7 separate regions of the Mus musculus genome follow, and regions 2, 3, 4, 5, 6 and 7 are each linked to region 1. The links are chromatin loops, found by intact Hi-C in ENCODE. Cell type or tissue: left cerebral cortex. All regions are shown on one strand. Region 1 holds the start of Asap1 (ArfGAP with SH3 domain, ankyrin repeat and PH domain1). Region 2 overlaps Gm30632 (a long non-coding RNA gene). Region 3 overlaps Asap1 (ArfGAP with SH3 domain, ankyrin repeat and PH domain1). Region 4 overlaps Gm30691 (a long non-coding RNA gene). Region 5 overlaps Asap1 (ArfGAP with SH3 domain, ankyrin repeat and PH domain1). Region 6 overlaps Asap1 (ArfGAP with SH3 domain, ankyrin repeat and PH domain1). Region 7 has its middle 53 kb from the start of Gm30563.

Region 1 (4,000 bases):
TCACTCAACATTCAGGTGCCTCAGTTTCCTTAACTATAAAATAGTGCAAAAGTGTTTTAGTCTTTTTGGTTTCTGTTACTGAACGTGCACCTTACCTTCCAGTATTACCCAACTATGAGGCCTGTTCATGCTATCTTGGCTCAGGCACATAGGGAGTGCCCAGACAGTCAGCGTGAATTTATAGATAACATGCTGTTCTGAATTGAGTTGTCTCAGAAGCAAAACTGGAGACCAGGAGTTAGGTACGGTTACTTCATCTGGGAAGTGAACCCAAGCAGAACAAAGGAGGGAGGAGAAAAGGGGGGAGGGGTGAATAGTGAAAGGATGGGTTAATTTCTTGCTTGTCTGTTTGGAGAACAAATGCAAAGAAACTATTGGGTCCCTTGGCCAATGCTAAGCAGATTTAATTCACCTTGGTCCTAAGGCCTTCCTTAGAGCAAGGGGTCATTAATGTGGACCCTTCCCTTCCCTTCCCTTCACTGCAGAATGGCTTGCCATTTAATATGACATATAATGCAACAAGTAGTCTTTTTGGTTTTTTGAGACTGGGTCTCAAGCAGCTTAGGTGAGGTTCAAATTCCCTATGTATCTAAACACGACCTTGAACTTCTCATCCTTCCGAGAGCTGGGAGTACAGGCATGTGCCACCATGCCCTGGCCCAATAGTCAAGACCTTTAATGAGGAGATGCTGGGGAAGCACAGAGGAGGGCATAATTAACTGGTGATGTGCCAAAGAGACTACAGTTATGTCAACTGACAGTCCTAATTGTTCACAGCGTTCATTTCCCAGGACCATTAGCAGAGCCCACTGGAGCTTCTTCCATTACACTGAACACTTCACATCAAGTCTCTGAGTAAAGGATTCAGGGAGCTGAGGGAGAGAGTGAATTGGCATGCTTGGATGACAGATTTGGATTTCTAGTCTTTGCCCCTTATATCCAACATGTGCTGACTGAGGGGCTCCCATGTGCTCGTATGGTTCTTGGCACTGAGAGTGGGAACACAAGAGACAGTCAAGAATTCTGCTGTGATGCAGCTTAGCCATGGGGAAATGTTAAGCAAGCATCCGGAAAGATACAATAGAGACAGGAGCTATGCAGCAACAGGACCAGGGGCAGGATGTTGGGAGAGGTGCGGGTGGTGAGGATGTGGGGGTGTCAGACACAGTGGATCAAACGGTGAACTGTGAGGGCCCGACTTCTGCTCTGTGATTTATCTGCCGACCTCAGTTGGGTAGAGGTTCTTTCCAATAGGATGGTGGCTATGAGGGGCAGGCATTCCAGGTTCTTGGGGCCCAGCTTGGAGCTTTACCTGTGACCTGTAACTACAGAAAGTGTTGAAGAAGAGACATGCCTTTGGGTGCCAAGCACAGGTCTGTTTGTCCTTGGGAGATAGAGCTGGTACCCAAGTTTCAGTTCCCAGCATGGTCATTTCAGTTCTCACTTGCCCACACGCGGTCCTTCCTCTATGTCTTGAGAGTCAGAGGAATCTCAAACACTCAAGTAAAACCACCAAACTGCAGCCTACAGGTAAAGTGTGGCATTTCCTCGGGAAACCACAATGAATCACTCCCCATGGCAGCCCAGACTCCCTGGCTAGTTCTCCTAACCCCCCTGGAGCAGCTCAAGGCTTATTAACGCGCCCTCCCCCCAAGTCTCCCACCCTCAGGTTAAGAACAAAATCTCCAATCTTGTGAGGCCTGGTGAGTTTCTAATTTTACCAGAAAGGGGTCTCTACTACGCAGTGGCTGATCTTTTCTTCTTCAGACAGCAGTTTCTGGAAGACTCAAAGAAAAATAATCACCAGTAATTAGGGAGAAACTGACACCCTTGGGCCAGACCTGCCCCCGAGCTAGGTCCACACAGACATGCAGAACACACAGCCCACAAGTTAGAAGCCTCCCTTCTCTGACATCTCTAGTGTGCAGTAATACCCAAGCACAGATATCATTGATGTCTCCAACATGCCAGTCTAAGCATCTTGTTTTCAAATTAAGTCTACGAACACTCCTTTCTTGATTGGGAAACTAAGCCTCAAGGAAGTATCACTTGCAGGAAAGAGAAAAAGGCCATTTTCCAACCAGGGTTCAGAGCCTGGAATGCTCGAATGCTAGCCAGATCATCTCTGTGCTATCCAAAAGGTTTTGCCTCCAGGCACTGGGTAAGAAGATAGAAATCCACGGAAAGGAACAGGAGAAAGTAGCCTAGGAGAAGACAGTGCAGGATGGGAGAGAGGCCACAGTCTTTTGGTGTCCCAGCTTTAGCAAGCCCCACTTCAAGGCCAAGGTTCTCTGCTGATAAGCCCCACCTCTGCCTTCTGTGGCCAAGAAGGAGGCCCACCCCATGAATCTCCTACACTGCCCTATACTCCTGTGCCCTGAAGTGTGCCCGGCGGGCCAAGGGTTAAACGCGGCGGGAGCCCCCGGAGCGGGGCAGCCGCGGGCCGGGAGTGCTTAGTCAGGATTCCGATTTCCTGCCGAAGTGTTTGGATTTCCTGCAGCCCGCTCCCGCCGCCGCCACCGCCGCCGCCGCCGAGCGGGCTCGAGAGAGCGGCTCCGCGTCGCCGGCCTCCTCCTCCCCCCTCCTCGGCACATGGTCGCCCGCCCCTTCCTGCGCCGCGCTCGGCTCCCGCGCCTCGCCCGGCCTCGCCGCGCCCGCGATGGAATAATGCCCAGCGGCCCGCCCGGTCCCGGTGAGTGGCGAGGCGGCGGGGCGGCGGGAACAGGCGCGGTGGGGCGCTGCACGGCCACCCGCACACCCCCTGTGGGCTCCGGGTGTCCCCGTCCGTCCGCAGAGCACCAGCCGGGGGCGTGCGGGGCGCGCGGCCGGCTCTGCAGGGGTTGGCCGGGCGGCCCGGGGATTCCGCAGCCGCAGCGCCGGAGCGCACGTTCCCCTGCTCCGCGGAGGAGACCCGGGTTGGGGGTGTGCGCCCGGGGCGCAAGGCTCCCCGCTCCGGGAGGAGGCCCGGGCAGACGCCGGGGCGCTCCCGGAGTCCGCTGGGGCGCTTTCTCTGTCCTCCCGGGCACTCTCCCCTCCCATTGGGACTCTCTCCTTCTCCTCTGGGGTGCTCTCCCGGCCCTTGGGGGCGCTTTCCTTCTCCTCGGCACTTTTCCCGGTTCTCCAGGGGCGCTCTCTCCCTGCGCGGCGGGGAGGCGCGGGCATTGGCCGCCGCATTGTCTCGGGCGCAGCGGAGGAAAGTTCCCCTCGGCGCGGGTCCCGGCCTGGACATGGCGCTGCCTGGCAGGCCCCAGACCACTTAAAAGGAAAAGAAACAGGGAATGGGGGGGGGGGGGGGAGTGGTAATTCCCCTTGGGAGCTGAGAAGTGCCTTATGTCTTCTTCCGCTTGTACCATTTTGGAACCTGATGCTTTTTATGAGAGCAACAGTAAGTTTAAACGAGAGCGAGAAAAAAAATAGAAAGAAAGAAACTAGCTGGTATCTGGTTTTCTGCTGTTTAATCCATCCAGAGACATCATCTCACGCCCTCGTAGGGCGGGTTCTTTTTATCAAGGAAAGGCTTAGCCAGGTCTAGACCAAGTTAACTTGACCTTAGCCTTAGCTGTACAGATGCAAAAGACCATTTCCCCCCTTCCATCGACTCCATCAGGTTGTGTTAGCAGGATTGCTTCTGGGATAGCAGTGGTACAGGATTGCTGAGTAATGTTTTGAGATTGTAAAACACAGCATGTAATTCTTAGGCCAGTTTCATGTCTATCCTAGCCTGAGTGGCCAGGTCTTCTTGGCGGGCCGTTGGAAGGCCCCTGTGTAGTGGCCATTGGGAGAGGGGCTTGATGGGGGGTGGGGTGCTATAGAAGAAAAGAATCTCGGAAAACAACTGTTTTCTCTTTTAATGTGGAAGAGATTCAGAAAGATTCTATGGACACAACTACTTGGTGGCCTGGCCAGGAATAGCTTACTTCCAAGCCTCTAAACTCCCTGGCCTGGCCACCCTGATTATGCCAGATTGTGATCTGCCAGCCCTAAACCAGGAGTGTTACTG
Region 2 (4,000 bases), 180 kb before region 1:
ACTGCTTTTGTGCTGCAAAGCTGCAACCTAAGCTCACCTTGCTGGCTCTTGCTAACACCAGAAGAGAAGAGAGTGATAATGAGCCCCACTTCCTGCAGCCTCACTCTGGCTTATTGACACAGTTTCTCAGGGGAACTGTCATACACAGAGATGGGGCAGTAGAAATGTATTCCTGGCATGACCTACCTTGCACTGTCTTGTTTGTGTAATATAATAATACTAGTTTCTTATTTGTGAACATTCCATAAGATAATATTTATAAAGTACATCTTGTAGGGCATATTAAACAGTAAACATTTATGAAATTATAGTTGTTATGATAACAGTTGGTCTGGAAAATTAGCCAATTAATTCATTGTTAGAAACTGGAATAATAAATGAACAAGATGACTCATTGCCCTCTTAGAACATGGCTAACATTAGTATGCTGTGCTAATCAGGAGGCTAGTGATAAAAGCAACCTGCTAAGAAAGCATGGATAAAAATGTTTTTTAGAAGAAGTGATACTAGAGGCAGGCTGTGGAGACTCAGTAGTTCTCCAGGTGGCATCATGCATGTGGGAGTGAGGGAGTATTATGGGCAGAAGGAATTTTAAGAGCAGATCACAGAGCTGCTAGAGACATTTAAAAACATGGCTTCTAAACACTTTGCCAAATCAAGAGGTGAAGCTGATATAACCTATTCTAGATTCTGAGTCATATGACTGCCTTAGGCATAGGAGCCAATATAAGAGAAGCTCAGTTTTTTTCCAAAGACAGTCCATTTCCTGTATCTTTGAACACAAACTTGGAACTTGCTTGGTGTGCTGTGAAGAAGCCAAGCCACCACACAGGGAGGCTACATATAGCTACCCCAACAGACAGCCCCAGCTGAGATCTCTGCCAACAGCTAGCACTGACTGCCAGCCACATGGATATGCCGCGTGGAAAGCAAAGCCTCACTCTCAGGTCAGCAGCCCTGGCAGATACTACATAAGACAGAGAAGCCCCTTCCCCGCTGAGCCCTGCCCCAATGTGGATGCATGAGCTAAATTAATGAGTACTGCTGCTTAAAGCCATTGCCTGTTGTGATAACTTGCTAGGAAGCAATAGGTGAGAAAGTTAGCAGACTATTTATAAATTGGTGGTTAGTCTGACTTTGGAAGGAACAGGCACAGAGATAGAGAAAGCCTTTGAGATACTGCACACAGAAGTGGGAGCAAGAGTCATGAAGACCAACTAGGGAGTTGCAAGTTCAAATTATCTCTAGGCCCTTATTTCTTCTGAAACAATCCAAAGGGTCCTATTAACATGATAACAAACAACATAGTAAAATGTTAAGAATTCTTTCCAAATATATGTTGTCACTGACATATACATTTGTTGTGGTGTTAGAAAGTGGCTCTAATCCAGACAGACCACCACAGTCCCACAAGAAGAGGTTTATTCGGGGAAGTAGGGAAGAAAAGGAGAAAAAAGGGGCCAGGGGTTGGGGGTCTCTGCCTTCTATTTGGACCGTGACATAATCACATGCACGACCAGTTACAGGTGAGGCACACAGGTGAAGTGCACACAGGGAGTGTGTGGCGGTTACCATGACAACAGATGCAAGAGGATGGCATCATCGCTGGATTAGGAGGCAATTGTAAAGCCACTTCTAATGCCAAAATTTGGCTTCTGTGGAATTCTAGCTGTGTTCTATGAAAGATACTTTAAAAAATTCTTTTCTGAGAATGAAGACTTGGCTCAGAGGTTAAGAGCACTTCCTGCTCTTTCAGAGGACTAGAGTTCAGTTCCCAGCACTCACTTGCAGCAGCTCAAAGCTGCTATAACTCCAAAGGATCTGACATTCTCTTCTGGTCTCCATAGGCACTCCCATACATGGGTCATACACACGTGCATGCACGCGCGCGCACACACACACAAATAAATAGATAAGAAAGAAAGAAAAAAGAAAGAAAGGAAGGAAGGAAGGAAGGAAGGAAGGAAGGAAGAAAGAGAGAGAGAGAAATTCCAGCCCCTCCATCTAAATGGGTTAAAGATTTCAAAATTTAACCTTGTTTCTGCTGCTTAGGAGATCTAGTTGCTGTGGTGGTTAATATACAACCCCCAAAGCTAGTGCGCTCTCTCTCTCTCTCTCTCTCTCTCTCTCTCTCTCTCTCTCTCTCTCTCTCTCTCTCTCTCTCCCTCCCTGTCCTATCCTATCCTATCCTATCCTATCCTATCCTATCCTATCCTATCCTATCCTATCCTAACAGTTATATTAGGACAGTCTGACTCAGGGGAAAAGAAGGTTTGTATTTTCCAGGAACAAAAACAACACTTTGAGTTCAAAGCTTCCACACCTTCCATGAAGACTTGTCAGGCACAATCTGTTGACTGGCTGGCTTGTCCCAGGCTCAGCATCCCTATAAATACATGTGCATCATCTGTTTCCTTTATTTGGACCAGGTGGATTTCTATAGATTAAACCTTTATAATTGTTCTTATAGGATCTGGATTTAAAAAAAAATATGTCCACAACTTCAGCAAAGTTGTCACTCTTGGTGGACAATGGGAGGGACAAGGTCACATGTAGTTTCCACCCATTCAATAAACTCTACCTGATGGTCAGGCTAGTTACAGAACACATAGCAGGAACAAATGAGGTAGCTGACCTAACAAATTATCCTTGATCAAAAGGCTTTATGGTCTATAGAAAGGTAGCAAAGTCAAAAGCACAGATAGATTCAATCATTTCAAGCTATAGCGTGTACCTGAAGGATAGCAGCAAGGTGGCATACTGCAGGAGAAGGGCATGGGGTCTACTTCAGACATGGTAGTCAGAAAAGATGATCTGAGAAGATGAGAGCTCAAGATGACACGAGGAAAGAGTATCCCTAGAGACTTCGGTGCTTTCTAGAGTTTTAGTAGTTCATCTCTATAATTTCACGAGGTCCTGCCAACCGCCCACTTGAGTTAGTAATCCTGGTGGAGGATCATCTTTCTATTTCCGTTGGAAAGCATTCTCATAGATTGAGTTCCCCAAAAGCATATCCTGACACAAAAGCACATATGAAAGTGTTTATTAGAAAGACTTCCCAGGACAAAAACAATAGGAAGACGAGGGCATGGGAACGGAAGTGAGAGAAGCCAAGCAAGGCCCATTAGGAAGCAACGTGTGGCAGAAGGAAACTGGGACTCAATTCCATAGGGAGTTATGAAGATGACCCAGATCATACTCAAGCTGTCGCGATCAGAGAGCAAGGGGGTTACGGTCCTGACATTGATCTAAAGCTATGTCCAAGATGATACAAATTCCCAGGTACTTCTGGTCTTTGCAAAGAACAGACCGAGCAGTTTGCAGCTGTCTAAAGGCACTTCCCTGGCAGAGTTTCAGAATCTGGCTGTTGGGGGGTTGGCTTACATCAGTCTTAAAGAGTCATCTCAAGCATCCTTGTCAGCGGGTATATTTATCTTTCTGTTTCAGTTGAGATTTCCGATATTTATTGCTGTCATTACTGTCTGTTGGGAGGTGATGGATGCCTCATTGAGCCCCCATGGATCCTTTGCTAGTCCCAGTCAATACTGTTTCAGAATTAAGTTGTGAAAGCCCTGGGCATTCTTCACACAGAAAGGATCACCCCTCTGATTTCTACTGCAGTATCAGTACTGGGTCTTCACGGGGGCTCCTCTCTGATATCCTGCTGGCCTGTGTCACGGAGATCACGTGGCTTTGGTTCTGCATGCCTGGCCCCTTCACTCCCTCCAACAGTTCATACGGGGTAGGTTTTTGAGGTGGACCAAATCGATGAGATGGATCTGGGCCTGAGTAATTAGCTGAGTTTTTCAGTCCCCAAACTCTCCTGCATCTGTGCCACCAGCAGAGCCAGCTCTTCTGCTTTGCCTAGGCGAGGGACAGGGCCAGCTCTCCTACCTGCCACAACCAGCAAGGGGTAGGACCAACTCTCCTGCTCTCACATCCTCAGAAAGCTCTTCTGTGTCCAGGCCACCAGGACCAGATCTACCATGTTGTCCAAGAG
Region 3 (4,000 bases), 200 kb after region 1:
TAACCTAGTCTCATCCTCAGAGTCTTTAAGCCAGCAGCAGTGCTATTATTTTTATGGTTAACTTTTGCTTATCTAAATAGAAGTAACACTAGATTATAGTGTGCTAGACATTGACTTACATACATCACACGTTGTATTAGGCTAGGTTAGTAAGGATCTGCCCCAGTCATAAACGTTAATAAGGTGAGTGTAATAAACGTTAGTTTCCATCTCATGACACATGCCTTCTGAAGGAGTCTGGTTCACATAAGAAGAAATTAGAGAGTAAGGCACATGGCAGCTCCTCAACAGGGTTTGGTATAGAGGAGAAAAGACACCTCCATCCCAAAGGCTCATGAAGACTTTTCACAACTCTCCAGGTGTTCTCAGATCTTCCATGTTAGCTCCAGAAGACCAAAAAATCCAGGGGAAGAACGAGTGCTCGATGAGCATTGCCTTCTGTTGTCTCTGCATCATTGACTTGCTAGATCAACCTTGGTAACTGCAGGGAAATGGAATCATGCCTCAGGTAGTTGTAAGAGTCCTGCAAACCTAGACTGTCCTCACACTGCACTGCCTCTGAAATTCATGCATGTGCTCTTGCTGGCATAGATCTACCATAAACTTAACAGTTGTGTTGGTCTAAAAGAACAGTGAAACCAGTAGCACAGATGTTATAAGATAAGACCAACACTAAGATACTTAACTTTCTGTCTGCACGCTCTTCATCACAGAAGCCTCCAGAGTTCTTTTTCCTAACCCAGATGTTATAGGTGCATTGTGAAAAGGAAATGCAGATGTTTCCCTTGGCTCAGAGAATTCCATGAAGCTCTGGCCTAAAGTCACTCCTTTGACCCTTTGCACTCTCCTTTTCTTGTCCATTTTTCTATTACCTAGATTTTCTCATTCTCAGCCTTATTTTGGATTCCTGGCAGGGAATGTAGTCTCTGTCTTTGCCTCAGATAAGGCTGGTGCCCTCTTCACACTTGAATGCTGGGAGATAATACAGTCAAGTCAGGTCCCCTTCCTGTGGGCTGATGTCAGCAACACTAGGCACAGGTTGTCGAGAGGAACATGGCTGTTTCAGGCCCCACTTGTGTGTTCAGGGTCGGTGCTTTGGCTGTGCATACCGTACCCTACCCAACTTTACACAGCAACCATAGCCAATGCATTCGTCTGCTCCTGCCTAGGAACAGGAGCATCAAATGAGTGAAATGGCAAACTTAGCCCCATGCCTTGTTCTTTGATGAGAGTTCTTTCTAAGGAGCCTTAATATTACTCAGGGAGACTTGCAGTACACATTTGTGTGTTAGACACTTAGGCACATGAGAATGAAGAACCTTAACCAATTCGATGCTTTCAAACTTTTTTGATCACTGACTTTTTCATGTAAGAATCATGAACTCCCCATTGAACAACTTTGAGAAGTGCTAATCTAAATGCTAATTTTAAAATGTTGTTAGTTCAGGTGATTCATTTCTTTAGCTGTGTTTATTCTTAATTTCATTCTGCTTCTGCCCTTGTTGAATTTATTTCTGATTACATTTAATACAGAGTGCATGATTGTTCTCCAGCCATTTGTTTCTTATACTCTTTTTGTCTTAGACTATGTCCTTTGCTCCTTTGGCCCTTTATGACTATACATGAAGAACTGCCTTTCTAATCCAGTCTTCAAATAGCATCTCACTACATCTGCCCCTAGAAAATGAATAGACCGCCCACTGACGTACTGTTTGCACTGTGCGTGCTAAGAGAGTGAAATGGTGGAGAGGCCTGAGAGTCGGCAGAAATGCTGTAGCTTCAGAGACAGATGTAACTGGGTCCAGACCTCTGCTCTGCAGCTTCACATGCCTGGTCACCAGAGGCAGATCTCTCATGTTCTCACTCACCCATCCAGAGTGCAGGGGTGTCACGTCTTCACACTACTACGACCCTTGTCCTGATTACAGATAGTTTAGTGGGTTTTTTTTTTTTTGAGAGTATTTTTAAAAGCTGGTAGAGACCATTTCCCTTAGAAGAGGAACTAAATAGCATTCAACAATAGTTTATATTGCACATTGTAGTGAGGCCAAAATGTAAATTAAAATATGTATTAAAATATAGACTTTCTAAAGTATCCCTTGACTCAGCAACTTTTACCAGGTGCCCACTATATGCCAGGCTCTGTGGTAGTCATGGCTGTTCCTTTCTGTTTGACAATGCTTGCACGAAACATTTTGATAGCTTACTCTATAAAGAATTCTTTGATTTCATAGAGGAAGAAAAGGATGGACATAGAGACAGAATTTTACAAAGCCTCCTGCCTTGGGGTTTCCATGAGTAGGGGAGAGATTATTTGATTTCTTGGAAGCAGCTGATAGCCCAGATTTGTAATGTAAGCTTCCTCGTGTGCATGGATGCCCTTGAGCTGTATCCGCCAAGAATGTACCACACAGTCACCCTTTAGGTAGGTTTCTGAGTCCTGAACATTTCCATGAAGATGAAATGAAATGTTTGAGAACATGCAGACACAGCCCAAGGAGGAGACCCAGGGCAGCATTTGGCTCTGTTCTCAGTCAGGTGCGTGAGAGCGTGATGCTTTCAGGGAGGTGGCGCTGGGCCTCCTGATGCATACTAAGCCCTGGCGTGCCAGCATACAGGTATCTTAAGTTGTACTACGGTCCTTCCAGAGTCGGCGGTTGTAAAACATGAATAGGTACAGAGATACAGTGATAGAGACATCGTAGAAGGCAAGGAAAATGTAAACCGATGTCACAGAATGGTTTTGTTGTAATCACACATGGCGAATTATAAATGACATGCATGGAAATGAAATTTAAAGTCTAAAAGTTGGTCAAGAACTGATTACTGTTCCAAGTGCTTAGGGCCAGGATGACTTTTTCAAGCCAAGATCCAAGTGTGTGGGCTGTGTCCTTTCCGCTTCCTCATTCGTCTTAAATGTTAGAGCTCCACTTCTCCTTCTGGTGAAGTTGTTCTCCGGTGCGGTCAGAGGAAACAGGGCTTGATTTCCTGGGAGATGTGGAATCATACCTACTGGGGTCTCGAGTTAAGGATGGCCATACCCCTTCACTCCCACACTGCCTTTTCCTTTGTGTAATGTTTCCAGGAAAATTGGCATCCCACTTGAATTCAGTGTTGTCAGATGCCATCAGCATACGATGGGCCCTGGGTTTTCCAGACTTCTCTAGTGCAGCCTTTGAGCTCCAGCTCCATGGCAGTCGTACCTGAGACCATAGGCAAGGTGATCTGGCTTGGAGGCAGTCCCTCCTCAGTGGGAATTCGGATTTTCTACTGTGGACAGCCCTAAGACTCAGAGTGGCTCTCTTACTCTAATTCACTTGAAGAGCTTACTAAGACTTGGGCTGTTGGGCTCCATCCTCAAGAAGCTCTGATAGGTTAGACTTGGAGTCCATCTCTAATGTGTTTTCAGGCAAGAAGACGGGCCCAGGACAGCCAGAACCCCCTGCCCCCGAGTTCTGGAATCCCCTACTGCCATGCCTGCCATGAGAAAGCGGGCTACTGCTTGTTCCTTCAAACCTGCTACCGCACTGGTTTTTGCTTTGATAACACTGATTCGACTTGTAACTTGTGTTACTGATCAAACGTTTGCTGATATAACTGAGTCTTAGTTGCTCAGGAAGCTGAAGCAGGGGGATTTGGGAAAAGGAGAGGAAGGCTGGGGAAGAATGAACAGATGCACACATAAACCCTGGGAAGGTTGCTCGCGCTGTGACTGCTCCTACACCCAGGACCAGGCACTCATGCTACCATCTTATCTGCAGCCCAGGGACTCATAAAGACCTTTTCCTGTCCAGAGCAGCTGGTGCTGATCCGGGGATAGCCACAAGGGAAAAGGCTGGCAGGGCCAGACCTAAACTTGGGAGTTTGTACTTGACTCCAGCTATCAGGAAACAAGAATGGGTTTCTGACAGGAAAGTGATGTGCCCCGATTGTCACTTTAAATGAGTACAGCAAGAGAGAGGAAATGAGAATGGCCTTTGAAGTAAAGCAAATTGCCTTT
Region 4 (4,000 bases), 240 kb before region 1:
ATCAATGCACCCAAGAAAACTAACCCCTCCATCCTGCCTTTATAGAATAAGAATTTGGAACCCTTGTTAAATGTATCTCTCTCTACAGCTGCCATTCGCTGGTCCTACCTCTTCTGGAATACATTCATTGGCTTTGGTACAATAATTTCATTCTTCTCAAATGCCAAAATTCTCAGAGATTGGCCATAAATATTTTGTCTCACTCACAGGTCTGTACATCGGCTAGTAAGCTGGAGCAGTACAGTCAAGTTCAGGTCCATCCCACAGTTCTCTCCTTCTAGAGCTGGTTGCTGCCTGAAGTTAATTCTCTTTTCCAAAACTGTAAGAAATGACATTTATTTACTTCTGCGTCTGTGTGTCCACTCACCTGATGGAAGCCAAAGTCAGTCATCTCAGCACGTCCATCAAAGGAATATGGAACACAGAAATGTAGCCTCCCTCTTAGGGAAAGGGCTGGGAGGACCATAGCATGGGGATAGGTTTGGTGGGCACACAATATGTCAGCCATATGGATGAAATGGGGGAAACATAATGCCCTGCTGCCCAGTCATTTTAAGACAGAGTCCAAATGTCATTAAATTCAATGACTCAGCGAGTGCCCCTACTTCCCAGCATCCTCATCACCTGAGCACCCCTGAGAAGAGTTCCATCATAATGTGTAGACTGTGCCTGATGTGAAAAGAGATGGAGGGCCTGCAAGTATGGGACAATGGGACACTAGCTTCTCTGATCTAAAATGATCTTAGATCAGAGTGTGGTACACTGAAGTAAAAAAAAAAAAAAAAAAAAAAAATTCATGGCCAAAGGCATTGTGCCTTGAAAGACTATCCCGACAACGTGGTCCTGGCTGCTATCACAATTTACAGACCTGTTTTTGAGCACACTGAGGCTCCTCACAGCTTCCTTCTGTGAAGCTTAGCCTCGGGTATCTCATACAACCCCTCCCTTCTGGTGCTAAGATCCTCTTTAGAGCGTTCCCTCCAAACGGTCTCCAGGCACCCAAGCATCCCCTTTCAAACAAAGATGCTCACCTCTCCCAAGCAGCCCAGGTACTTGTGAGCATCTGTAACTGTTCTTTGCTTCATTTACCAAGATTTCTGGTTAAAATTCAGCCTCTGTCCTAGGTCCTGGATACAGAAAACAGTCAGATATGGTTTGCCCCTCAGGAAGACTCAGCACAACGAAGAAAGACAAAGAAACACGGTATCAATTAAAGAAGCAGCCAAAGAATGGTATTGTTTTGTGTTTCAATGACCTTTTTTTTATTGAGTTGAAGATTTTCTTATATAGTGCCTTAGTTAGGTTTCTGGTGCTGTGATAAACATTGACCAAAAACTAAAGTAAAGTGTTTCTTTTAGTTACAAGTTCCACATTACAGTATAACACTGAGGCACGTCAGAGCAAAGACTCAAACAGGGCAGCAACCTAGATGCAGGAGCTGATGCAGAGGCCATGGCTTGCTCAGCTTGTCTTTATATAGCATCCAGGACCACCATCCCAGAGATGACAGCACCCACAGTGGGTTGGGTCCTCCCAAATGGATCACTAAGAAAATGCCCCACAGGCTTGCCTGCAGTCCAAGCTTATGAAGTCATTTTTTTTTTTAGCTGAGGTTCCCCCCTCACAAATGATTCTAGTTTGTGCCAAGTTAACAAAAAACAAACAAGCCAACACACATAGCTTTAATCTGTTTATTTCGGAGGTGGAGGGGACTCTGTACTCCACTAACTTAATCTTTCTTCTAAGTAGCACCCCACCTGATATGTGAATTTATTAGTCATTTATTTGTCCCTATGTACAAGGGGGTAAAGAATCGATGAGTCTGAGTTCTCCCCAAAGATTGGCCTTATCTGTGGTAGATGATCAGAGGCTTGGGGGTCAGATGTTTTGGGGTATGGATCTCCCAAGCCACAATACACAGTGCTTTTGGAAACTGATCTCTCAGAGGGTCTATTTCCAGATCTGCAATCAGTGACTGCAGAGTGTCACTTTGCTGTGATGGTCGAGATTGCATGAGCTTTAAGCTGGTACGTGCCTCTCACAGCTGCTGGAATGGAGCAAGTATCCCAAATTTGGTGGTGTTCTTTTAGTTTCTGTACCCTCAGTTCTCCAGCAAATTGGTTTGGTTTGGTTTGGCTTGGCTTGGTTTTGCCTTCAGAAACGTTTTGCTAAAAGATGTGTTATTTTCCACCTAGCCGCCAGGTGGCAGTGTCTGAGACCACTGGGATTCCCTTCCTGCAGCAAGAGCGATAATGGAAAAACACCACTATGTTAAAGCTCAGCTAGAACGTGACAACCGGCTTCCGAAGCGCAAACATAATAAACGTTCTCTCATAAAACAGAGGTTTCCAGGAGTATTTTATTTGCTTCACAGCTGGGTACAACATGACAAAGTGACAGCAGGCTGCTGATTCCTGAACAGAGGGCACAGCGAGAAGGGAAGAAATGATTGATGGAGAAAATCAAAATCAATGGGAGGAGTAAGGAAGAAGCTACATGGGAATTGAGCATTAAATTCAAATATTTTACATTTTAAAACCACTGCCTGTAGAAACGAAGGAAGTGAGGATCTGAAATCTAGTCCCACATATTCAAGAATGACCAACCCTAAAGCAGCAGTTCCTGTGGGTTGCAACCCCTTTGGGAATCAAACAACCCTTTCGCAGAGGTCACCTAACACCATCGGAAGACATATTTACATTATGATTCATAACAGTTACATAATTACAGTGATGGGTAGCATCGAAATGATTTTAGGGTCTTTATGGTCTGGGGTCAGCACAGCTGAGGAACTGTATTAAAGGGTCGTAGCATCAGGCAGGTTGAGAACCACTGTACTAAAGCGAGGCCAGTACACAAGACTTTATAGTATGTGGAGTCCATGCTGTGATTTCGCCACTTAGTCCCTGTTTATTAAGTTGAAAAGTGCATATCATGTGTCTCTCGTGTGTCTGGCCTAGGCTTACTAACATCTACACTAATGTCCAAAGAGCTCCAGCCATCAGATTCTCTGGGGCACCATGGAAGCATGAGGGAGGACAGTGAAAGCTTCGCCAAGATGAAGGGCGATAGAACGGCTCATTTGTGCCCAGGGGGAGTGGCCTGCACTAGTGATTGGATAGTGATGGGCCCGGGGGAGTGGTCTGCACTAGTGATTGGATAGTGATGGACCCAGGAGGCGTGGTCTGCACTGGTGATTGGATAATGATGGGCGCAGGGGAAGTGGCCTGCACTGATGATTGCATAGTGATGGATATAAGAGCAGTAACCTTGGGGAGAGGGGCAGAAAGAGTAAGCAGTCCAGATGAAGGGAGAAAATACCAGGGGAGTGAGTAATCCTATTTGAATAGCAACTTGGATTCAGAAGACAGAGAAGGAAGTGACCAGCAAGGGGCCAGAAAACTAAAGCCCTGTTTGCCAAGACAGCTTGAGGGGAAGACTTCAAAAGACTTAACTGAAGAGATCAGCCAGGGTGTATCTGTCCGAGTACAAGAGAGGGGTCAGGATCATCTAAGGAGCAACCTTGACAATAAGGGTATGAAGGAGGTGCAGGAGCAAGAGATCCTGAGCGGAGCACTGAGTTCCCTCACCGAAAAGATGAGGATAATGGATGAGATTCAAGAGCAAGCCAAGTGTCTAGTCTGGGATGTAAAGGAAGTGAGCTGCAAAGATCAGGGAAGACCAACCAAAGTTATTTTTTCTCCAATAATTTGATTTTTTTATTCAATTTATATCTCCCCTCCCTCATGTCTCCCCAGTCCCCTTACGTATCCCTCCTCCACTGCCCCCTCCCCTTCTCCTCAGAGAACAGGGAGCCTCCCATGGGTACCACCCCACCCTGGGGTCTCAGCAGGACTAAACACCCCCTCTCCCACTGAGGCCCTACCAAGTAGTCCGCTTGGGGGAAGAGGATTCAATGCCAGACAACAGAGTCGGAGACAGCCCCTGCTCTAATTATTAGGGGGCCTACATGAAGACCAAATTTGACAACTATACAAAT
Region 5 (4,000 bases), 160 kb after region 1:
AGTTGTTTTTACCAGAAGCGTCCACTGCTAAAGAGACACCACCTACCTTCCTGTGGTGCCTCTGTTTTGGAGGACCTCTTTGTTTTGTTTTAACTTAGAACCAAATGACCTTCTTTTACAGAGATATATGAGGTAAACATGTGGCCTCTGTATAATTCTGTCCCTGTGCATATTTGAATCAAATGACTTTTTATATTCAAATGACTATTTTTATGCAATGTGGAAGGCTTTGAATGTGTGATATACTTAGCTCTGCACCTAGTCACCCAGTGAATGTTGTAGACAAGTGGGGCTCTGTCTTCTTACCATTGCTCACTCAAAGCCGATCCTGGTTACAGAGTGTTAGTATCTGACATCCTTTCAAGTGGCTGCAAGGGCCAAGGAGATGGCTCAGCGGTTAAGAGCACTGACTGCTCTTCCGAAGGCCCTGAGTTCAAATCCCAGCAACCACATAGTGGATCACAACCATCCATAATGAGATCTGATGCCCTCTTTTGAGGTGTCTGAAGACAGCTACAGTGTACTTACATATAATAATAAATCTAAAAAAAAAAATAGAAGAATCAAGTGGCTGCAAGAATTGTCTAGATAGGCTGGAGGTCACAATATCAGTTCTAATGGGGATTTTGTGCAATTCTAATGCACACACACCCAGTTGATCTAATGAGGGAAAGTGTCAGTTCACATCAGGGAATGGCTTGGTCTAGCTTTTCATGGAGATGTTTGGTGAAGTGCTTATGTCTCAATGTGTTGTGATTCTAGAACACATGAGACACATAGGTGGCCAATCTTCTCCAGGAGCCAGAGAGGGCAAAGCCTTTAATCACTGGGTGGGTGAGATGGCTAAAGACTTGAGTTCCATTCCTAGGGCCCACATCTTAGAAGGAGAATACCAACATGTACATATTAATCTTTAATTTCCATGGGACAGGTGTGCCACACAGGCACAAACACATAGTAAATAAACGTTAAGGAAAAAATAGGAACTTTACCGTGTGTCTTAGTTACTTTTCTGTTGCTGGAGTAAACACCATGAGAGCAAAAGCAACTTGTGGAGGAAAGGGCTTATTTCAGCTTACAACTCTCAGTCACATTCCATCATTGAGGGAAGGCAGAGCAGAAACTGCAACAAAGGCTGTAGACTACTGCTTGCTGGGTTGCTCAGCCTGCTGTCTTACAGCATTCAGGACCAACAGTTCTAGGGTGGCACCTCCCACTGTTTGCTGGGCCCTCCCACATCAAGCACCCATCAAGAAAATGCCCTACAGTTTGCCCATAGGTCAGCCTGGTGGGGACATTTTCTCAATTGAAGCTTTCTTCCAAATGACTCTAGTGTGTCTGGATGACATAAAACAAACCTTCACTTCTGACCCTGATGCTGCCACCTATTAACATGATGGAAACCTTTCTTTAATTGGACATGAGGATCCCTGGTTCACAAGAGATGAAGTGGGCAGTCACACCGTTTTAAAAACTGTTTCTACACTGAGCACAGCAAGTTGCTGTGGAGAGGGACCCCTGAGAGGTAGCTTTTGTAACATAGTTTGGTATGTTTGCATGGAAGTTTAATATTCTTTCTTCTTTCCTGCTGTTGACCTGTAAGCACGTGTAATTAGCTGTTTGGTCTGTCCCAGAGCATCTTGGTAACAATTTTCTTACCTACAGTCCACCCTCACAATAACCATTTTGTGTGGAAGCTCTATCACTGACATCTGCATTGGCATTCTGTCTCTGACCAGTGGGTGATTCTGAAAGTCTCAGATTTTACTTTCAGATTCATCCCCGGCTAAGCCAGCCTCTGCTTTTCCCCTAACATTGAAGAATGCTTTCTAGACAAAAGGCCAATTTTAGTTGGCTTTAATTCTCCCTCTGCGGCATTCCTTTAGTTCTGTGTGTTTGAAATTCAAGGCCCGTTCTGGTTTCAAGTACACTTTTTAAAGTCTGAAACAGAAATGTATTATTGGCCTGATGATGACTTACGGAGGCCAGTAATGGGTCTATGTAGGAGCCACAGTGCTGCTTTTGTTAGTGGTTTAAGTGCCTTTGACTGCTCTGTCCCCTCCACCTCCTTCTCCTCCCTCAGGTTTCTTGAATCGCGTTAAGTAATTTGATATTCCTCTCGTCCTGCATAATGCAAGCTAACATTGGCAAATTGTTGTGAGAGTGCTTCAGGGAAAGAATTCAGCTCAACACACAGCAGTATAATCTTGTGGCGATTGTAGATGGTTCTTAAAGTAGAGTGATCAAGAAGCTTTGAATTTCTTTCGTTTTTTTTTTTTTCTTTCAGGTTTAGCATACTCTACAATACTGGATTTTAAAAATACTCGGAGAGAACAGATCGTCCGTGATGCCTCTAACCCAACTATTTTTAGTTACGATTTTTAAGTCTTTCTTTTTTCTAGTTTTAAACAGTGGCCTTTGCCTTCTTGCTTTATACTGTTTTATGGGTTTGCAGTCTTCTGTTAGTTTTTCGAGTAGCATAATATAACTGTATGGAACTGTTTGTCACTGTCCCAAACCATTTCTGTGTAATCTTCTCTCTGGAGATTGCCTAAATTTTGGCTAATAACCATCACTGTTCTAATTCACTTCTGAGTCATTAGCCTTTTTTTTTCCAACTGAGCAATTTCCTTGGCATGCATTCCCAGAAGGAAGATGCTAAGATAGGAATTGTGGAGTGCCAACTCTATGCTGCTATCTGATGCTGGCAGTTGCTTGGTCAGCAGTGTATGGCACAGCTGTCCGTAAGAACCATCGCTATAGAATGCTCCGCTCTCTAGTTGCTTTAGCCATCTCTGCGCTGGTGGCTCCTGAGTTTATCTAGACAGGCCTCACTCGATGTCCTTTTTAACAGACTCCACGTGAAGTACTACCAAGAAGGAAAGGTGGCAATCATAGCTGACTGTCCCGTGAAGGAAGGTGGAGGTACCGCTCTGACTCACTGCCTCATAAGAGTTAGGTCGAGGAAGCTCTTCACTGTATGTTCTCAACCATAGTTGAGACCCTAACTCCCGAGGTGGATGGCCTGGGCTTGATGCCCAGCTCCCCATTTACCTACTGTTTTGAGTTGAGTAAGCTGCTTAGCATTCTTCTTCAGAGAAATTGTCATCATATTCTGATTTTCCTTAGGCTTAAACTACTGGTGCTCTGGATATTCTGACCGTTTGATTCTTTCCTTGTGCTCTGGCTCTTTATTTTCTGAGGCCAGGTGGAACGCCCGTCTTCTCAGTCACCTTTGCCCTGCCCTGCCCAGCCAAGCAGGACGTGTAGAGCCTTCTGAGTAGTATAGTGTTGTTAGCACTTTGCTGTCTTCATGGCTTGGATGTGCACTAGCACTGCCTTGTCCTGCGTTTCAGGCAGGGAAGCATTTTACTTCCCATCTTGTGTTCATGTTCCAGGGACGGGTGATAAACATGTTAGTTAGCTTGAGTCGGTGCTTAGATTTCTGACATGAAGTGAGACAAGATAAAGTATGATATAATGAATCTCTGAGTAACTACAGGAGGACAGTTATTTTTGTAAAGTAGTTTGTACGATTGTTGTGCAAACTAAACAGATTGGCATGTTGAGAGGCAGTGCTTGGGCCAGGTCTTTAGAGATGGTGACAGGAGCCATACTGCCTCTCAGCTACTTGGCTACACCAGTACCATTTGTAGACTGATGAGTGAAGGCTGCGCCAATGTCTGTCTGGCCTGAGTGCCGGGGATCACAGGATCGTGGCTAGACCCTAGTGACGTGTTCCTCCCAGGTGAACTGTAAAAGAGGTGAAAGAGTGTCTGTGCTTTATCCCTCCCCTGCTCTCTCTGTGTGACATGCTGCCTGCTTACCATTTCTGATCTGAATCTGTAATGTTTCCAACTCTGATGTTTCAAGTCCCCTGTCTGGAGGTAGGCCGTTCATACACTTTCTTTGTTGGCCTTCATACCATGCCACGTTCCCATCATGGTTAAGAATTCTTTCCGCTTTCCAGTTATGCTGTTCCTTCTCATCAGTTCTCACA
Region 6 (4,000 bases), 190 kb after region 1:
ATGTTTCTTGCCCGTTATTCCCCAGGCTGCTGTTTCATTTCTTGAACGGCCATTGCTCTTATACAGTTATTGAAGAAGGTTTGAAGTAAAGCATTCCATTGTTGAATAGCTGGGAATAAACAGCCTAAGAAATTTCAGAGGACTTAACGAATTCTCATTAAGCCCTAATATCCTAAGTCCAGCTCCCCGGAAAATCGCCAGTGTTGTCTGTTGAGTGAGGGATACAGAGGTGACAGAGGCAATCCTTGCCTCCTAAGGGAAAATATGCATGTGCACAGATGATGTGGGAAACCGTGCATAAGTACAGGACTTACAGGCAAGGACGGTTCCTTCTGACTGAGGAAAGCCTTAAGACTCTGACACAGACTTGTTTACTCGTTCATGTAGTAAATACTAGGCATGTGCTGTGGGCTTCCACACAAAGGCAGAACAAAAAGCTGGCACATGAATACCACCTCCAACGCAGTCACCAGGCAAGCCAGCTGCCATGCATCAGTCCCCGGTAGACTTCTCTCCATGTCTGTGAAGATCATGGTGAGCCTGGCAGTCCTTCATGAAGGGCATGTGTGGTGGGAGTTAACATCTGTTGTATAACCTAATAGAGCCATACAGGGTGCTGTTTTAGTAACAAAGCAAGAGCAATGCTCAAGAGACCAGAACAAAGAGGTGATGTTGGGTAGGCGGTGATTAGCATGAGGTGATGAGAAATTCTCAGATTGGGGTATATATCTTTCTCGGTGGTAAGTGGCCTTCTGTGGCCACTCTGAGGTCCCAGGGTGTGAGAAAGGAAAACCAAGTATGAGTCGACGGGTTTCAAATTCCATCTTGTCTAATGCTGTTTGCCAGTGCCTAAGTAAGATAAAGGGCTGACGGAAGAAGACCACGGGGTCCAGTGTAGCCTTTTGTTTGGGCATCCAAATGGAGATAGATGGTTGGATGTGTCAATTTGTGTTTTAGTGGTCAAGATACCAACTTAAAACTTTTGGAAAGCATTTAAAGTGATGAGACTTGAGATCTCAAGGTAGTAAGAATAGATGGAAAAATAATATAAAGTACCAGTAACAGAGAGGGGCTTTCTAGTGCAATGAGGTCAGACAGGCGAGGAAGCAGCAGAGAAGGGGGAGGAGCAGCCATGAGGTAGAGGTAGAGGATGATGAAGAGAGCAGGATAGCCTGGAAAACAGGACAGAAGGTATTTCACAGGAGTAAGAGTTACTGTTCCCGTATGTACTGAGAAAGGCTGTGGGCCTTTCACATCAGCTCCTGCAGAGTTGAAAGAAAGTGCGAGGGGTAGCGAAGGTAGAAAGTGTAGAAGTTGTTTTCATGATTTTTGTGATCTGAGCATGCAGGCTTTGTACCTAGAGATGGTTTCACCAGAAAATAAAAATTAAAAATAAAATGTCTCTTGCTCTACATCTAATCTTGACTCCTTTTGTAGACCTGGGGCATAAAACAAAATAAAGGAGTCAAGATTAGATGCAGAGCAGGAAACATTGCTAAAACTCTTGTGAGGTTTTCTTTTGTATTTTAAGATTGAGTTTGCTAATGAGAAATTTCTTCATAGTTTCTTAATTGCTGGTGAATGTGGGAAGAATTTTTCCCTTAAATAACTGAAGAGTCAGTGACAGACAGACAGATAGACAGCACCAATGCCATCCAGGCGTGGTGGCTCACACCTGTAATCACAGCATAAGAGAGGCACCAGCAGAAAGGTGGCAAGCCTGAGGCCTGCCTGAACTATACATCAGACCCTGTCTCAGAAGAGAAGAGCGTTGAGTGTACTGCCAGCCTCTGGACGTGTTCAGTAAATAATTGATGCTGTTTTTCTCTGCTTTCCTTTTAAGAGGTTCCAGTGATCCACATTCAGAAGAAGCCCTCGTTGCGGCAAATAACCACTCACACTCCTTTTTTGCTTCCTTCCTTTTTAGATCATGTACAAAATGAAGAAAACTATGCACAAGTTCTGGATAAGTTTGGAAGTAATTTTTTAAGCAGAGACAACCCTGACCTTGGCACCGCTTTTGTCAAGTTTTCTACACTCACAAAGGAACTGTCCACGCTGCTGAAAAATCTGGTGAGTCATGCTTCCTCCTGGAGCAGGCTGGGCTCACCGGGCTTACAGAGAGCAGTCCTCTGCTCCTCGCCTCCACCCTCGGGCCTCAGAGTGGAGAGCAGAGGCTGCGCAGTCCTGCAGAGGTGGTGGTCTCCACAGGCTTCAGAGTAACATTTCTAGCCTGGTAGCCTTAGCCCAGCCAACAGCATGGTGGCTATTTTGAAGGGAGAGGAACCACGTGACTGTCTTCTACATTCTACCACTGTTAACTGTTTTAAGATAACTGTTAGCAGATGTTATTTTTTCCCTTTTATTGAAAATAGGTTTTTCTCTCCATACAATATATATTAATTATGGTTTCCCCTTTCTCTACTCCTCCTAGTTCCTTCCTGCCTCCCTCTCATCTAGATCCACCCCCTTTCTGACTCTCATTAGAAAATAAATAGGCTTCTAAGAGATAGTAATAAAATAAAGCAAAAAAAAAAAAAAAAAAAAAAAACAACTAACATGTCACTGGAGTAGGACAAAACAAAGAGAAGGACAAGAGCCCAAGAAAAGCCCAAGACAGGTATAGATAGTGAGACATCCATTAGCACACTCAAGAATCCCATAAAAACAGTAAGCTGGAAGCCATAAGACACAAGCAAAGAACCAGTAGGGTAAAAGGAGGGAAGGAAAATATATATAAGTAAATTTTAAAATGAAAAAAATTTTAAAAACAAAAAAGGAAAAGCCCTGCCATGACATGGCTAGACAAGGTACCTCCCCCATGCCGACATCTCCCCCATGCCGATGAGCGCTCTCTTCTGTTACTCTATTGCTAGGCATGCAGCCTGCCCATAAGAGGGACTTGTTTCCTCAGTGAGACTCTTGACAGAGCTTCTAGCCTAGGAATAGGGACATGTATCCCTTTGTCCCTTCAGCTCCTTAACTCCGTCTGACATAGACCTGTGCAGGCCCTGTGTGTGCAGATTTTGGGTTTTTTTTTATTTATTTTTTATTTTTATATTTATTTTCGGTAAACTGGTTAAAAGAGTAAGGATGCTTTCAGTGCTGAACAGGCAATGGAAATGCACCCTTGCCTGTATTGTACCTCACTTGTATGTGTGTCTTGGTTCTTGAAATAATGAGCCTCCCTTAATTCTGCATATCCTTTTACAATCCACCCCACTGCCAACCCTTTGCATACCTTCAAGAAAAGGTTTTAGGATTTACAGAATGTGTATGGCAGGAAGAATCCTAAAATATAAGGTCTTTAAAAATGCTGACCCAAGAAGGCAGAGCAGATGGACAGCAGTGAGAGTTTCTTGGCCAGCACTGTGTCCGGCTATCACCATATCTTAACTGCATCCACATTGTTGAGCCTGACATTGTTGATTTGGTGAAAATATTTCTGTAAGAACTGCCACATTTGCGCTTTATTTGATCTAGTCTAAGTCTTACGAGGTAGGGGAGCACAGCGATGGGATTTATTGCCATATTTTTCTCCGTGCCTGTCCTGGAGACAGGCATTCTGTCTCCACCTGCCTCCCCCAGCATTGCACTTCTGCATCCCCTACGGATCTGGAGCCTAAGCTCATGTGTCCTCGCCTTGCGCGGGTTAGATATCAGATGGGCCTCTGTGTCTTTGGCTGGTCATCCTGCCATAAATCCAGTTGATACAAACAGCTTACAGTAGAATACTACCTATTTGAAAAACCTTCCTACAGTCTCTTACCCTGAGTGTTTCGAACAGTCAAAATGTTTTCTCTTGTATTAAAACCATGCATACATCTGTTTTCCTGACCATTTACTTATAATTGGTGGGGTTTTGTCATTGAATAAGTCATAAGTATTATGTAATCTGAAAAAAAAAAAAACCGTTAAACACAAAATACTTTGTCTTTTCAAAAGCTTGAAAAAATTCAATGTTTCTATACTTTTTGGTTTAACAAGCCCTTGATTTCTT
Region 7 (4,000 bases), 62 kb before region 1:
GACACAGTTCATGGAGCTGGACATAAGCCGCAGCTGGAAAAGCCACAGCACCAGATGGTGCTGAAAAAGCCAGGGAGTCCTCACATTCCCTCTGCTTCTCAGCCAAGGCTCTGACCTGGAGGGGTCGGGAGAAGAGTGCAGGTGGTTTCTTGTGCCCACATTTGATTTTGATCTTTGATTATATTTTCCTTTTAAAATATAGCTGGAACTCTGGAGCTGGCTGCAAAGTAGAATGTGGCATTTCCCTCTCAAGCGAGGCTTTGTCTCTGGCAGATCACTGGAGTGTGAACGATTTGGGCACACTCCGTGACGTGGCAGGGCTCAGCTGCTGTGAGTCAGGGCACCCCACGACTGTGCCAGCTGCTCAACAGAAGATGGTGGCAGGGCTCATGCTGGAGGGACCAAGCCTGTCATCATCCCCAGTTGCTGACGTCAGCAAGTGTCCTCTTCATTTAGTGCATTTTTTTTATTTTGGTTGAGAGGAAAGACTGGGTCCAGCCATGTTGGTATTTGTGTTTCCTATGCCTCCTGGTATGGCTATGTTTCCCTGGAACACATTATTTCTTACATAAAGGTCATGAAAGGTCATGAGCTCCAGAATCTAAACTTCCTAGAACTCCCAGGATGACTTGCCACGTGATCGGAAATAGAATGAATACCTTCAACCCTTCCCCACTATCGGTTTCTTCTTGAAAATGGTTCCCTCAGAGGGACACTATGGGTTTAACAATAACCTGTTGCAGGACTTGTCACACAGTTGATGATAAGTCTAAACACTAAACATCTTACAAATGCCACATATTCCTGAGTCCAAGATCCATCTTAAATCTTTTTTCCCCATAAAGCCAAGCAGAAAGCCTTGTGCTGATCAGTGACCCTCTAAGAATTAGCTAATGGGGAAATGTGTAAGAAGATGAATAAATAAGTGGGAGAATAAATGAATGAACAAATGGATGAATAACAGGCAAAGAAGCAGCTCATGACCCTTGCCCACAAAATCCACCCAGTAGTTGCAGCAGCTTCTCTCCTCCCATGCCTCCTGACCACACAGTCAAGGATCTACTCAATACCTGTAGCATCCACTTCCTGCCCCCTCCCTGTCCTCAGAAAGGTTCTGGGATAGTCTAAGCTGCTTTGTTCCCTTCTCCAAGCAGCAACTGTAAGACCCTAAGATGACCCACCTGCAGAGATGTTCTCCCACCCAAGTATAAATGAAGGGTGTCCATCACTTTCTTGCAGAGAGAAAGTCTCAATGGAAGACAGGCCAGAAAAAATATAGCTCAGCATAATGATTAATTTTAGCTCTGAAAAGACCCTGAGTTCTAGGCTCACCCACCATCCTGCAGTCAGAACACCAACATCAAGTCCTGGGCAAGAGAGTTTAATCTTAAAAAGTACCTTTGTTTCTTGGTCCCCATAAATGATCTGATCCCTCGCTCCCTTCCAACCTTTCCTCTGGTTTGTTAAAAAGAAAAAAAAAAGCCATTTGTGGGAGCCAGTCTCCCAACCTTGGCACCAAGCCAGAAAATGAAGTAATTGTGCAATTAGAACTTAATTGCTGGATTTAATTTCGATTTCTTTTTTCTTTCCTCCTTTGAAATTCAAGGAAAACACATACACCCCCCCCAAGTGCCTGATGGGTTGCTTGTATCTACCCCCAGCCAGAAGAATGGGCTTGAGTTGAGGGGAAAGGGAAAAGAGCTGCTGGATTTTGCACTTCGAATAGCATCTACTAGCTGAGGTTGTAGCTACTAGGTCGGTGGAGTACTTGTCTCACAGGCACAGAGCCCTGGGTTGCATCTCCAGCGCCTGTAACACAGTCCCACAGGCTCATACCCATTGCCTCATTATTTGGACATAGGGGCAACAGGGTTAGAAGTTCTAAGCCATCCTTGGTGATGTGTTTATAAAAAGATAAAGAGAGGGGTGATATGTTCTATGGAGGTGTGGTGAGGTGTGGGGGTAAGGGGGGTCTATGTTCTATGGAAGTATCCCAGGAGGCAAGGAAACGCAAATACCATTCTACTAATGGGTTATTTGTCAGTCTGAGTGGTGTTGTGTGCCATTCACCAAGCCACCCAGGCAAACAGTCCTCCTCCTCAAAATGTACTATAAACCTGTTTATAAAATGGAAAACAATCACTGTTTCATACAATAATAAGTAATAGTGTAGGGCATACCCTGATCTCAACAATCAAAGACATACCAGATGCAAGGCTCATGATATTGTCCCATCCAGATTCTTAGAACACCTCTAGTGCCTGAGGGAAACTGTCTATCTTATTATACATGAGGAAACTAAGTCACAGAGAGACATTGTCACACAGCTTATGAGCATCAACCTCCTTATTGCAGTTATAAGGCATATACTATAAAATTCTACTACCTTAAGATGCAATTCTATGAATTTTAGTAAGATTGTAATATTTGTCAATTTTTATGGTTTTTTGGTACATTTTTAGTTGAAGTAGAAAATAATAAGTTTCATTATGACATTTTCAAACAAAAATGCCATTGCAATTTGCTAATATCCATTTCCTAATACTTTCCTTTGTCCTCCTGTTGCTCTCCTTCTACCCTAAATAGACTCTGTGTGTGTGTGTGTGTGTGTGTGTGTGTGTGTGTGTATAACACACACATTTACATCTACATCTTGCATATGAGATAGAATGGTACCTCATCTTTCAGAGTCTGGCTTGTTTCACTCTGTGATGATCTCCATTTCCATCCATTTTTCCTACAAATGACACAATGGGATTCTAATGTATGGCTGAATAAAACCCCACTGTGTATCTACAGCCATTTTTTATTTACCTGCTCTTCTGTTGATGAATGTCTGTTCTGGTCCTATTTCCTGGATGCTATAAATATGTCAGAAGGAAAGGATGATCAACTATATCAGTGGAATATTGGCTTAGAATTTTTGGAGTACACAACTGGAAGTGGTATGGGGTCATATGATGGCTGTATTTTCATGTATCTGTAGGAACCTCAACAATGATTTCCATGGTGGCTGTACCGGTTACACTCCCACCAGCACTGAATAGGGATTCCCCTCCCCTGACATCCTTGCCAACATTTGTTGTAGTTATATTTTCTTCATGAGAACCATTCAGACTAAGGTGAGATAAAATCTCAAAGCAATTTTATCTTCTATCTCCTAATGGCTAAAGATAGAGAATACTTCTTTAAGTATTTCTTATCCATTTTCATTTCTTCATTTCTTCAATGAACTATATATATAGTTCATTGGCACATTTATTGGTTGGATGATTTACGTGCTGGCAATTTAATTTTCGTAATTTTTTATATATTTGCATTGTCTTAGTTGGGTTTTTATTGCTGTGAACAGACACCATGACCAAGGTAACTCTTATAAGGACAACATTTAATTGGGGCTGGTTTATAGGTTCAGAGGTTCAGTCCATTATCATTAAGGTGGGAGCATGGCAGCATCCAGGCAGGCATGGTGCAGGAGGAGATGAGAGTTTTACAACTTCATCAGAAGGCTGCTAAGAGAATACTGACTTCCAGTCAGCTAGGATGAGGGTCTTAAAGCCCACACCCACAGTAACACACCTATTCCAACAAGGGCACACCTCCAAATAGTGCCACTCCCTGGGCCAAGCATATTCAAACCATGACATGCATTATACAAATTTCTGTCCTATGGCTAGACAGCACAGATTTTTCTCCCACTGTGTGGACTGTCTCTTCACTCTGTTGACAGTTACCTTTACTGAACAGAAGACATTTAGCTTCACATAATCCCATTTTCAGTTATTGGGACTTTCCTGCTTTTGTTGAGATGGTTATGTGATTTTTGTCCCAGAGTTCAATAACTTGCTACATTATATTTTCTGATCTGAGTGTCTTGAGACATCCTTGCATCCCTGGAATGAAACCATGATGCATGATCTCTTTAATGTGGTGATGGATTCATTTTGCAAGTATTACATTAAGATTTTTTTTTGTTGATGTACTATGATTATCAGAGAAA

What was found. Hi-C counts contacts between places; a loop is a spot of excess contacts. Peaks named below come from ENCODE experiments on the same cell type or tissue, not always from the same donor. Only the 100,000 strongest peaks of a DNase experiment are listed, where the experiment ranks them.
Region 2: a loop joins it to region 1, with 6 times the contacts of the local background. A loop is called at or near these places in 3 of 42 quality-filtered maps.
Region 3: it touches region 1 in a loop (2.9-fold over the local background); 15 of 42 quality-filtered maps call a loop at or near these places.
Region 4: a loop joins it to region 1, with 2.7 times the contacts of the local background. A loop is called at or near these places in 15 of 42 quality-filtered maps.
Region 5: a loop joins it to region 1, with 2.6 times the contacts of the local background. A loop is called at or near these places in 3 of 42 quality-filtered maps.
Region 6: it touches region 1 in a loop (2.6-fold over the local background); 3 of 42 quality-filtered maps call a loop at or near these places.
Region 7: it touches region 1 in a loop (2.1-fold over the local background); 3 of 42 quality-filtered maps call a loop at or near these places.

Annotation. Positions count from the first base shown.
Region 1 is chr15:64,381,409-64,385,408 of GRCm38, reverse strand. Asap1 (ArfGAP with SH3 domain, ankyrin repeat and PH domain1) reads left to right here and starts at 2,490. Exons shown (of 31, transcript NM_010026.3): 1 at 2,490-2,692. In left cerebral cortex, CTCF peaks have their summits at 1,551 and 3,097; DNase peaks (open chromatin) are centred at 1,470, 2,450, 3,075 and 3,519; H3K4me3 peaks cover 2,303 bases; H3K27ac peaks cover 3,838 bases.
Region 2 is chr15:64,559,498-64,563,497 of GRCm38, reverse strand. The region is part of intron 2 of Gm30632 (a long non-coding RNA gene); the gene reads right to left. Among named protein-coding and RNA genes, the nearest start is that of Gm30632, 27 kb to the right of the region's middle. In left cerebral cortex, no CTCF peak of the experiment used is centred here; DNase peaks (open chromatin) are centred at 618, 838, 1,620 and 2,350; H3K27ac peaks cover 2,593 bases.
Region 3 is chr15:64,180,382-64,184,381 of GRCm38, reverse strand. The region is part of intron 5 of Asap1 (ArfGAP with SH3 domain, ankyrin repeat and PH domain1); the gene reads left to right. Among named protein-coding and RNA genes, the nearest start is that of Gm20717, 84 kb to the right of the region's middle. In left cerebral cortex, no CTCF peak of the experiment used is centred here; no DNase peak of the experiment used is centred here.
Region 4 is chr15:64,625,747-64,629,746 of GRCm38, reverse strand. Gm30691 (a long non-coding RNA gene) reads left to right here. Exons shown (of 4, transcript XR_875386.2): 2 at 210-321; 3 at 1,125-1,232; 4 at 2,196-2,306. Among named protein-coding and RNA genes, the nearest start is that of Gm30691, 3.0 kb to the left of the region's middle. In left cerebral cortex, a CTCF peak has its summit at 2,209 (motif pointing right); a DNase peak (open chromatin) is centred at 2,215; H3K27ac peaks cover 295 bases.
Region 5 is chr15:64,224,617-64,228,616 of GRCm38, reverse strand. The region is part of intron 3 of Asap1 (ArfGAP with SH3 domain, ankyrin repeat and PH domain1); the gene reads left to right. Among named protein-coding and RNA genes, the nearest start is that of 1700010G06Rik, 88 kb to the left of the region's middle. In left cerebral cortex, a CTCF peak has its summit at 1,773; DNase peaks (open chromatin) are centred at 1,891, 2,058 and 2,719; H3K27ac peaks cover 2,502 bases.
Region 6 is chr15:64,189,557-64,193,556 of GRCm38, reverse strand. It overlaps Asap1 (ArfGAP with SH3 domain, ankyrin repeat and PH domain1), which reads left to right. Exons shown (of 31, transcript NM_010026.3): 5 at 1,928-2,073. Among named protein-coding and RNA genes, the nearest start is that of Gm20717, 93 kb to the right of the region's middle. In left cerebral cortex, no CTCF peak of the experiment used is centred here; DNase peaks (open chromatin) are centred at 399 and 2,079; H3K27ac peaks cover 337 bases.
Region 7 is chr15:64,442,939-64,446,938 of GRCm38, reverse strand. No RefSeq gene overlaps it. Among named protein-coding and RNA genes, the nearest start is that of Gm30563, 53 kb to the right of the region's middle. In left cerebral cortex, no CTCF peak of the experiment used is centred here; DNase peaks (open chromatin) are centred at 330 and 1,570.